Linked DNA regions of Homo sapiens: region 1 is linked to region 2. A link is a contact called in ENCODE Hi-C or POLR2A ChIA-PET data. All regions are on one chromosome and are shown on one strand. The core of a region is the stretch at or near the end of the contact, and the rest is flanking DNA. Distances in the headings are between cores, read along the strand shown.

The links. Hi-C counts contacts between places; a loop is a spot of excess contacts on that map. ChIA-PET counts read pairs that join two places held with the same protein, here RNA polymerase II (POLR2A). Pooled maps may share reads with other maps.
Region 1: a pooled map shows a loop between it and region 2 (2.7-fold over the local background). The contact joins two enhancer-like sites. A Hi-C loop is called at or near these places in 7 of 50 pooled maps. POLR2A ChIA-PET finds 5 or more read pairs at or near these places in 3 of 52 experiments (BJ, H1 and activated T-cell).

The regions. Positions count from the first base shown.
Region 1 is chr1:172,668,735-172,674,997 of GRCh38, forward strand. No RefSeq gene overlaps it. Among named protein-coding and RNA genes, the nearest start is that of FASLG, 13 kb to the left of the region's middle. Within about 2 kb of position 1,782, at least 3 of the 41 ENCODE cell types and tissues checked have a DNase peak (open chromatin) inside an H3K27ac peak, as active enhancers do.
Region 2 is chr1:172,585,131-172,590,797 of GRCh38, forward strand. SUCO (SUN domain containing ossification factor) reads left to right here. Exons shown (of 24, transcript NM_014283.5): 17 at 728-818; 18 at 3,630-4,796. Among named protein-coding and RNA genes, the nearest start is that of SUCO, 55 kb to the left of the region's middle. Within about 2 kb of position 3,766, at least 6 of the 41 ENCODE cell types and tissues checked have a DNase peak (open chromatin) inside an H3K27ac peak, as active enhancers do.

The DNA of each region.
Region 1 (6,263 bases), core at 532-3,031, 82 kb after region 2:
AACACTATGTACATTTGTTCAAGTATGTACATATCTTTATATGTATATATGCACATATCTTTAAGAATAATTTATTGCTGGGCACAGTGGCTCATGCCTGTAATCCCAGCACTTTGGGAGGCCAAGGCCGGTGGATCACGAGGTCGGGAGATTGAGACCATCCTGGCTAACATGGTGAGACCCCGTCTCTACTAAAAAAAAATACAAAAAATTAGCTAGGCGTGGTGGTGGGCGCCTGTAGTCCCAGCTACTTGGGAGGCTGAGGCAGGAGAATGGCGTGAACCCAGGAGGCGGAGCTTGTGGTGATCTGAGATCAGGGGCCACTGCACTCCAGCCTGTGGCAACAGAGTGAGACTCTGTCTAAAAAAAAAGAATAATTTATTGGGGTGGGAAGAACTATGAAGCAAATCTTTCCAGGCCTTCCTTCTCTCTATACATTGTCTTTGCTCTCCACCTCCCAGAGTTTCCATTACCAATATTATGACCAGTGTTACACTCATCCAAATTTCTATAGATGTCATGGTTACTTGTTTTTGCCTGGGGGCAGAGAAGTGGCATAGTGGAAAGGACATAGACTTTGGACTAAAAACTTAGATTAAAACCTTCATTCTTCCACTTACGAACTATGCAATCTCTGGGCAGATCCCCTTTCATTAATGGACAACCCAGACCAAACCACCTGCATCTTCCAGACCAAACAAGGTGAAAACTTTTTGTTTTACCCCTCACTATCCCCAGCTCTGACTGCGTTTCTCGTTTCCCAGGAGAGACAAACATCTGGACAGACTGTCTCCATGCACATGGGCTCCATTTCCATCACCAGAATTTCTCTGGTTCAGGTTTCTCATGTGACATTCAAGTGTCATCTCCTCAGGTATCCTAAATAGAGTCCCCTCCTTTTGTCATTATTTTATGGTTATTTTTTTCTTTCTTAGTACTTACCAAAACTTGTGATTATATATATTTTGACCACTTTAAAAATATTTGTTTTTTTCCACTGGAATAAAATTTCCAAAAGCAAGGTTTTTTGGGTTTTTTTCAACCTTGTTTACCACTCCATCCACACAAACTCACCTAGTGCTTGACACACATTAGAAACTCAATATATATTTGTTGACCTTAGTTATAAGGCAGGTGTCTCTTGGCTTATATATGTGCATATGTTTTTAGGAGTACTCTGAATCTATATTAGTGACACATCTTGAATGTGTGTGAGTGGTTATCCAGCATTGAGTAAATTATCCAGTGGTATTTTGAGGTTACAGATTGAAAAAAACTAATGCATTCTAATTCATGGCATTGGAAAACAACAAGGATATATTTGGTCCTTGGCATTACCAGGAGTTAGGGCAGAGACAAGGAAAACTGCTGGGTCACCAGAGGTAAAACTGTCATTTAGAGTATATTCAAATACTTGTCTAATAAATTAATGAACAAAACCAAAGTTTCACTTTGGAATGTGTCATCTGCTCTCCCTAAAACTTTTGTATTTATTCATCTGCTCTGGAGGGTCAGGTTCCTGAGCTGGTGCTTCCTGGAGAAAGTCTGATAGGTACATTTACCTTTCCTTTGGCTGGATGCTGGTCTGTATTCTAGCCCTCAGGGTGAAATCCTCCTCATCCTGTCTTTCCTCTTTTGGCTTCAACCATCAAGTATGCCAGTTCCAAAGGGTCATAGGAAGTTTGCTAGACCATGATTCTTTTGCTAATGGACCCTTCTAGATAATGGTACCACAGCACAGAGGAAGTGGGAAAGGGGCTGGGCATTCTGAGCTGACATGATGCCATCGGCTGGTAGTGATACTACTGGCACTTTCATCTTCCTAAGTCTGAGCTGTACTAGGACGCCTCTGGGACTTTCTGAAGGTAGGATTGTAGCTCGCTATGCTTCACTGATTCCAGAGAAGAGATATTGACTGTCCGTTTGGAACTTTGATTTTTTTTTAACCTCAGTTGGAACATAAGAAATGTAAAAAATTAAAAACTTTTAAATATGTTTATTGAAAATTGGATTGGCATTGTTCCTCTATGAAATGCTAAATCCAAAGTAGAACACTCCAGACAAACACATACGTAAAGGGTGCTTCTAGTTCAGTAGTTTGAGGTTTTCTTTTTTTTTTTTCTTTTCAAGCAACCAAAAACACATGAAACTCACCTCTTTTCTCAGTCCCCCAAAGTGGTGACTTTGTCGTCTCTGAAGTAGGTTTTGACTTACCACAGCTTAACAGGAAAAGAGCTCTATTGTGGGGGCATCATTGTGAGTGTGACTTACGTGAAACAGTTGCTCATAGAAAGAGAAGAATTGGTGAGAGAAGCTGCCTGCCTCTCCCAAAGCCATGGTATAAATTTCCTCAGCGGGTTAAGCCCTAGACTTTCCCTGGTCCTTATCTAAGGAAGTGTGAAGGCCACATGTTGAATGAGTTACATTTTTCTAAGGGGTCTGGGTAAGTTCTTGTGTTTGTAGAGATAAATTTTTGCATTCTGATTTTTTTTTCTTTCCCAAGGTTTTGGATTATCCAAAGACAGAATGAGGTGATTCTTAAAAAAGGAGATTAGAACCCCATTCTTTGTGGAGGAGGGTTCAGAAATAAATCCTATTTAGAAATAATATAGTCATTGACAGTACCAGGGACCTTTGGGATTCACTGGGAAGCCAACCTGCCTTGGCAATGTAGATAGCTAAGTGGGTATTCTGTCCTTACAGGTTCACCCAGAAGATAGGAAAGATTCACCCCAGTGATGACTTTTCACTTTTACCAAAGCTTCCCCTTTACTGGGAAACATTTTTCCAGAGTTCTGACTGGTACATCTTCAGAAAAAGGGCAATGCAGATATTCCTCCTCCCCTACTTGGAGGTTCCTTCAGCCCTAAGGGATCACTCTTTTCTTCTAATTCTCCATAGAATGACATAAGCCTCATTTCACATTCTGGGGAAAGTTTAGTCTTCAGGTTTTTTGAGGATGTCAGGGTAGACCCTTATTCCCTTGGGCAATCCACATTATTGCAGGTTTCCTGGCTTTCACTGGTTTCTGCAGTGGATATGCTGTCTGCATTCCTGACACTCCCACTGTGGAATGCCTTTATTGCCTTCCAGGCATTACTACCACAAGTTGCTGTGCATAAAGTTAACTGAAGGTTTGAGGCAATGGAGACACATTACCTTATGACACACACAGAATAAACTACACCTAAAAATGAGTGTTAGACATCATCACCATTCCCCAAATTTGCTACAAATATCTCCTTAAGCATACCATTAAAAATTCTAGTATTTGAAATAGCATAATTCATTCATTCATTTACTCATAGTATAATTCATTCATTCATTTACTCATTCAACAAGTGTTTATTGAATGTCTACCAGAAACTTCCTTAGGTACTGTGGATACAATCATATGAATGAAATCCCTTATAGCATTGTATTTTAATGGAGAGACGGTAGACAATAAAAAAGCAAATAAATATTTAATAAGTCATGTGGTAGGAAGTGCTAAAAAGAAAAACAAGGTAAGGCAGTAGGGAGTGATGGAAGAAGGATGTTTGTATGACAAGTCGTGAAAGAACAAGCCACATGGACATCTAGGAAAGAGCACACCAAGCAGAGAAACTGCAAGTGCAAAATCTTAAGACCAAAAGGCTTTGTACATTGGAGTGAGCTGGCAGGAAACAAAATTGAAGAGGTATTCAGGGACCAAATGGTGTAGGGCCCTGGAAGCTTTGAAAAGCAGTGTGGATTTTATTCTAAGTGTGATGGAAAGTCATTAGAGGACCGAGAGCAGAGAGTGAAATGACCAAATTTACAGTGTAAAAGGACTATTCTAGTTGCTTATGGAGAACAGACTGTGGTGGGTCAAGACTGAGTTGGGAGACTAGTAAAAAGGCTACTTCAGCAACCTAGATGAGAGATCATGGTGGCTTGAACCAGGGTGTTGAATGTAATAAAGTGGTTAAGAAGTACTTTTGATACCAGAGTTAACTAGATTTGCTAATGGACTGGATGTGGGAGTGGGTGAAATGATAATTCTCTGATTTTTGGCCCAATTAACATGTGTGTGTAAACGTATGTGTGTGCATAAACATGTATTCTGGGTGGATATTGGTGCCACTCTATTGTGTTGGGGTTTTGCTGCTGTCATGTTGGAGGCACAGTCTGTGATAGAGGCAGAGAACTCTGTTTCCTGCTACACATTACTGAGTTTGTACCAAACCTGAAACTGCCACCCCAGTTGCCAAATATCACTCATCGCAGATCTTGGATTCAGAAGTAATCATTAGAAATAATATTAGGTGCCCTCCCTTCTAAGATGGAAGTCCTCTTTGCCACATTTCCAACAGATGGCCACACAACCTCTGCTTGAAAACTTCCTGGAGAAGGGGCTCAGTGAAACATGAGGGAGCCCATTCTGCACTGGACTATATTATTACACTATAGGATATTCTTTCTTAGATTTAATTGAAATCCTCCATATGGTAAGTTGCAAACACTGGCCATAGTTTTTTGCTGCCTCATACAGCATTTAATAGCTTACAAATCTCTCTCCTCTACCTTATCTTGTTCAAATTTCACTACAATCCCGTAAGGTAAATTGTTATCCTCATTTTATACATGAAAACAACTGAAAGGTGACATAGCGAATAAATGGTGCTGCAACTTCATCCTAGTCATCTAGACCTAAAATTTATCTTTAGAGTTTCCATATGCAAAGAGACTTCTTAGAATTATGCCTTATAATACGGCACTCACCATAAGCCTCATTCCATTAATTTTCAGTGACACCTCTTATTTTACGTTCATCTCTTTGCTTTTCAATTTCAGTCTCACTTTGCCTAATATCTATAACTCTGCACTATATAACATAAATATGATAATATATTAATAAATATATATTTGATATCAGGACCTAATAGATAGTGGTCTTCTTTAGTCTCTTCTTTAGTTACTTCCTGACAGTTACTAGTTTCTCCCTCTCTCTCTCTCTCTCTCCTGTGATCTAACTGAATTGCCCCTATTGCCTCCATGCCACCAATAGCATCCTAGTTTTAATAAGAGAAGAAGGAAAGAAATTGAGCTTGCGATCAGAGGGCCTGTGTTTGAGTCCAGCCCCTGCTACTCAACTAGCTATGTGTGTGACCTTAAGTAAGTCACATGAACATCTTGAGACTCACTTATCCCCTCTGTAAAATGAGGAAGCTGATTTCTATTCTTACGACTTTATAGGAATGTTGTTAATGCCAAATGGAATGAAGCCAGTTTGTGACTGGGAAATGCATTCCTGAAGGTAGGTCAGTGGAATTGCTATATTCCTCAGCAACTTTCCTGATAGAGTCATTGTTAAAAAAATTCTGACTGTTCAATATTCCCACAAAATTGACCATCCAAAATTGACCTACCACACATAAAATCTCATCAACCATAAAAAAGCCAGTTAGGAACAATGGGTAGGTAAATCTCACTCTCTGGGTATAAAAGAATACTATCTCACATTGGCATAACCATTAAAAATATCTTCTCATACCTCTAGTCTTTATTGTTTTTTTAATGTGAAATAATACACAGAAAAGCAGCTGTGGGTATGTGTCATATGCTCTATAAATGTTACTTGAATACATTAATATATTTTGTGCTAATTGTATGCACAGATTAATATGATTAGCCGTTGTTTTTTTGAGACAGAGTCTTGCTTTGTTGCCCAGGCTCAAGTGCAGTGGCATGATCTCAGCTCACTGCAATCTCCACCTCCCGGGTTCAAGTGATTCTCTTGCCTCAGCCTCCCGAGTAGCTGGGATTATAGGTGCCTGCCATCATGCCCAGCTAATTTTTGTATTTTTAGTGGAGACGGTGTTTCACCATGTTGGCCATGCAGGTCTTGAACTCCTGAACTCAAGTGATCCTCCTGCCTCGGCCTCCCAAAGTGCTGGGATTACAGGCATGAGCCACTGTGCATGGCTTGATTAGCCTTTTTGATGCCTATATTTTAATCCTGAAACAAAATTAAATAGGGTGATATTTAAATGTTTGACTGGGGTAACATAATGCTTAAACTCATTGTTATCCTTATACGTAGTTAAAGCTTTCACTCCACCCAGGACATCCCAGGGGATGTGAACTGCTGAGGAAATCCCCCTCCTCCAGTGCTGCTTGCCACAGAGGGAATAAAACTTCTTGGTTCTTGTGTTGCAGCCCTGGCTTTTGGTGGGTGAACCACTTCAAAGACAATGTGAGTTGAAGTAAGAGACATTCTGGATATTTTCAAGCTTTTAGTG
Region 2 (5,667 bases), core at 2,516-5,015:
GGATCCTTATATTTAGGAAAATCAAGTAATGAGTTAAGAAAATTTGATTGTTTACATTTAGAAATATAGAAATAATTCAGAGGAACTTACCAATCTTTATTATTCATTGTTTATTTGAATTTCACAAGTTCTGTTTTATAAAAGAATACTGTCTATATAAAACTTATGAATTTGCCTTTTGACTTCTCCTAGCTCTAATATTAATAGCAATGATTTTATTCCTTATCTCTTTACCGAGATTTTGATGTCCTAATGGTACTTCAAGTATGTTATTCTTTTATGTGTTAAATAGCTACTTGATTTAGAAAGCCATCTTTTCCTTAGAGAATGACAGATGATAATATTTTTGGCAAGAAGAAACAGTCTTGCCTTTTTGTTTTTTTAAAAAATGCTTAGATCCAAGTGAACACTTAAAATGACTCATTTATTTCCTCTCATTTAACAACTCTTTCAGTATCTAGAAGGCATATTAATCACGTAAGGTTACACAACATTCATAGTCACCTGACTTGATTTAATTATCTGAGAAATTGAGAAACGATATATATTACTTGTGATCTTATATGATCATTTCTTCCTAAAAGAACTTTGATTTTTTAAGAAAAAGTCTGCAGTAGCAAACCTATTTGGCTTTTTTCTTCTCTTCCAAGAAATTTGTTTTAGTAAAATATTTTCATGGTACAGCTTTTAAAATTGAACTCAACATTGGGCATCTTTCTTAAAATAGGAAATAAAAGTATATCTGAGAATGCCACTGCCACAGCTGCACCTAAAATGCCTGAATCAACTCCTGTTTCAACTCCTGTTCCATCTCCTGAGTAAGTTATAATGTGATATTAAATAGAATTTTGTTACAATGGAGAGATAAGTATATTAGTATAAAAAAAGGAATTTGTGATTTGTGTGTGAAATGATTACCTGTAGAGAGCTCTGAATCATAGGATAGACATTCTGTGGCCACTTAGAAAATCTGAGTTGCTTCTTCCCATTAGTGTATATGCATACTGGGAATATAATTCAGATCAAACTTTTTTTGGGGGGGGTATTATATATTACTTTCATTATTCACAACAGTGACTCTTTTCCATACTGGAAATAATTGACCTTACTCTGCAGGTATAGGCTTGAGGACAAATTTTAAAGGCCCCCCCTTTTTTTTATTAAGTTCAAGTTTAAAAGCATTGATCTGTGGTATCCCTAGAAAGCTACCAAAATACCTAGAGCAGTGGTTCTTGAATAATGTATTTGCCACACAGCAAGCTCTTAACTGTTCCATTTCTCTGAATCATGTAGGCCTTTCCCCAGGTTGCAGTGGGGACACTTTGGGCAGGGATGTATCTAAATAGGTAATAGATATATCTTTTACCTTTTTTGTCTTTTCTGCCAGAGGTGGTTACTTTAGTTGGTACCTCTACTTCTTACCTATAATAAATAATAAGCTTATAATGATTTGGATAATCAGGTAGTTATTGTAGACTTAATTTATGTATATTTCATTAGATACACTCCCTACAAAACTTTGCAAGTCCTTTATCTTAGAACAACTCTACTTAAAGAGTATAAGATATTTGAAATGAACCACTTAGTTCAAGATAGTATGTAATGAGACCTGCAGTGGGTATGCTTTGAACTGCAATTCCTGAGAACTATACTATTTCAAAAATGATATTTTGATGCTTTGAAAGGCATAGTGAGAAAATTATATTATCCTGTGTTAATCCTGAAAGTTACTGGAGATATTTATTGGGTAATTAGAAAATATAGCGTATGTGTTATTGATTCTGAAAAGGACCTAAGAAATCTATTGGGGATAGAGACATTCTTGGTGTTTCTAATTATGTGGAGCTGTGATTGCTGTTCCTGATTTTGTAACTAGGTTTCTTCAGTTAACAACACGCTATGTCGTATTTTTCAAAACTAAATAAAACTGATTTGGTTTTTTATATATATATGTACACACTTTCATACACATATGTGCACAAGTAGGAATATTTGTTGAAAGCTGTAGTCACAGGCTAACGTAGCAGTTTTTATTTTTCCATATTAGTTTTTTAATAGATATTTTTGCATAATTTCTTATTCAGTATTTCTTCATGTTTGTCTTAAATTCTTTTTAATGCTTTTGAAGTAATCTTTTGAAGCAAATATGTGAAAATGAAGGAATCCATGATAGGATGTCACTGTTAAAGTTACGGAAAGCCAACTTATTTTCTTTTCCTAGGTTTTAGTAGGTTTTGCCATGTGAATTTGAGAAAAAACTTTTAAAGTATATTTCTGATTACAGTGTGTATGATGGGATATAACATCTGTATTCAGTATTTTTTACCAAATTCAATATAATTTTTCTCTCTCCCCTTCTTCAGACATTACTTGTTTTTACTGTCATAAATTATTTGGTAGAAAAGCAATATATTACCTGAATATGTAAGAAATATTATTAGAGACTAAATATATATGGCTATAAATATCTTTTTATTTACCGAAGTGTAGTCTAATTATGTTTTAATTTGGTCCATTTACTGTTTTACTACCAAAATGAAAGTCTACATCATAGATACTATTTTATTACTTTCTTCTGTCTTTGCTATTGTGACATTAGTCTTTATTTGAAGACATTTCCTGGCATGCTTAGTAATTTTTCAGAATGGGAAAATGTGTGTTTGAGCATAATTATTTTTGGTATTGAAATTACCATATTTTTTCATATTGGACTTTTTATGTATAAGGCTACACCCAGTAATTAACTATCTTTATCTTGGAAGGAATCACAAGCATTATAATTTATAACACTGTCCCCATAAGCTTCATCCCCCCACTCTCCTGTATGCCACATACATACTCCACAGCCTCAAAATGGGATAGAATATTAATAGTGGCACTAGTAGTTTAATAGCAGCACTGTTAGCATATCATAAGCCAGAATTGTTATTAAAGTGGTTAGGTATTTGGCTTAGAAGATTAGCCTAGATGATAGCAAAATTATTTTAGGAAGGGAGATATGTTTCTTGTCCTTAAAGTAGATAATCCTATGTGTGTAGGTGTGTGTGTGCGTTGTGTGTTTAATGCTGTATTGGAGTTCCTCAAATCATTCTTAGAAAAATTATGTTTGAGACCAACCTAGCTGCCTTTTGAAAATAGGGTATTCAAGTACAAAGTGCACTCATAAATATTAAGAATCCTAGATTCTAGTTTTAGCTCTGGACCTTATTTAAGCTAGTTTATTAAGCTAGCTCTTAGTTGGCTTAATTTCTGATGTGTAAGGGATAGTGAAGCTTGTAAAGATTCAGTGAATATTTATGAGAGGAAAGGAACACTACATTCAGTGAATGGAAGTATTCACTTAGAAACAATTCTTAAACAGATTAAAAGAAAGCAAGTTTGATATGGTAAATATGGTGGTTTGAGTCATCTGGCTAGTCACTTGATAAATAGTATTTCTCTTATCATTTCTGAGCAGTATTTGTTTTTATAATAAAAGTGTTTTGTAGGTGAAACATTTATCCAAAAACAAATTTCTTCTATATTTCCAACCTTTTATCTTCTGTATGGATACATTTATTTTTCTTTAACATATTTCAACTTTAGACTTCTAAGTAAGTGATTTATAATTATGATATATGTATTTCTAGGTATGTAACCACTGAAGTACACACACATGACATGGAGCCGTCAACACCAGATACTCCAAAAGAGAGTCCCATTGTACAGTTAGTTCAAGAGGAGGAAGAGGAGGCAAGTCCATCTACAGTGACCCTTCTGGGCAGCGGTGAACAGGAAGATGAATCATCACCCTGGTTTGAGTCAGAGACACAAATATTTTGCAGTGAACTGACCACAATTTGTTGTATTTCTAGTTTTTCAGAATACATATATAAATGGTGTTCAGTTAGAGTTGCTCTTTATCGGCAGCGCAGCCGAACTGCTTTGAGTAAAGGAAAAGATTATCTTGTGTTAGCTCAACCACCCTTACTACTTCCTGCGGAATCAGTAGATGTTTCAGTATTGCAACCTCTGAGTGGAGAATTGGAAAATACGAATATAGAAAGGGAAGCTGAAACTGTTGTTCTGGGTGATTTAAGTAGTAGTATGCACCAGGATGACTTGGTGAATCACACTGTAGATGCAGTTGAACTTGAACCAAGCCATTCTCAAACTCTTTCTCAGTCTCTTCTTTTAGATATTACCCCAGAAATCAATCCCTTGCCTAAAATAGAAGTATCTGAGTCTGTTGAATATGAGGCAGGACATATACCATCACCAGTGATTCCCCAAGAGAGTTCTGTTGAGATCGATAATGAAACAGAACAAAAGTCTGAGAGCTTTAGTTCTATAGAGAAACCATCTATTACCTATGAAACAAATAAAGTTAATGAGTTAATGGATAATATTATAAAAGAAGATGTGAACTCCATGCAAATTTTCACAAAGCTGTCTGAAACAATAGTGCCACCAATAAATACAGCCACTGTACCCGACAATGAAGATGGGGAAGCCAAAATGAATATAGCTGACACAGCAAAGCAAACTTTGATTTCTGTTGTGGATTCTTCTTCATTACCTGAAGTAAAAGAAGAAGAACAGTCTCCAGAAGATGCCCTTTTGAGAGGGTTACAGAGGACAGCTACAGATTTTTATGCTGAATTGCAAAATTCTACAGATCTAGGATATGCTAATGGAAATCTTGTACATGGATCAAACCAAAAGGAGTCAGTATTTATGAGACTTAATAATCGTATTAAAGCCTTAGAAGTTAACATGTCTCTCAGTGGTCGCTATCTGGAGGAGCTTAGCCAAAGGTAAGCTTTATTATGAATTAGCACAGTCAGCTTCACACAGTGAGTTAAGCAGCATAGAGTATGACCTGTGATTACAGGAGAGGATTTAATTATCTCATGATATAATAGAGGTAAGCGCAATTTTAGCAAGAGAGAGAAAGAAAGCTACTTGAATGCTGATCAGTGCCTTAATGAATTGATTTTTTGTTTTTAATTTTAAAAGTACTTTCCAGTGACAAAACACTTTTATTAGGCTGGCAACAAGTTTGAATTATCTATACTCACTTTCACCTTTTTTCGGTTGCTTAACTTTAGCCACTTTTTCTGCTTGATTCCCAGAGGGCTCATGGAAAAAAATGATAGTATATAGACCTTAAAGCTTTTAGTGGAATTTGACCAGATATCACTTAAGAGTTTAGATAAGTGAAGACAGAGATGGACTGAACTGGATGATTGGGCACATTTGCAGTTTGCTCTCTTTTAAACAGGTCTCGGCATCCTAGTTCTAGTTGTAATAATTTCTGCTTTTAAGTGCCAGAGACAGTGCCAATTCATTAAGACACCAGGCCTGGCTTTTTAAACCTATTTACTCTTTTTTTTATCCTCTGTGTGTCCATTGTCTGTCCTTAGGGCTTCTCTACCAACGTTTTGCAAACATCTAGGCACAAGTGTCCAGAGTTCCTGAAACACCACCTTTTCTTACATCTCTTAAATTGAAATGCCACTAATAAGGTGTCACCAAGGCAGTCTTATATCTGAAGTAGGAAATTTTTCTAATCCATACATAGAATTAATTGGCTAATCATGTGTGTGTGTGTGTTCATGTGTAACATGCCCACTTAGCTACCCCATACCTGCTCTTACTTTTCCCTACCTCCATCTGCATCCCAAG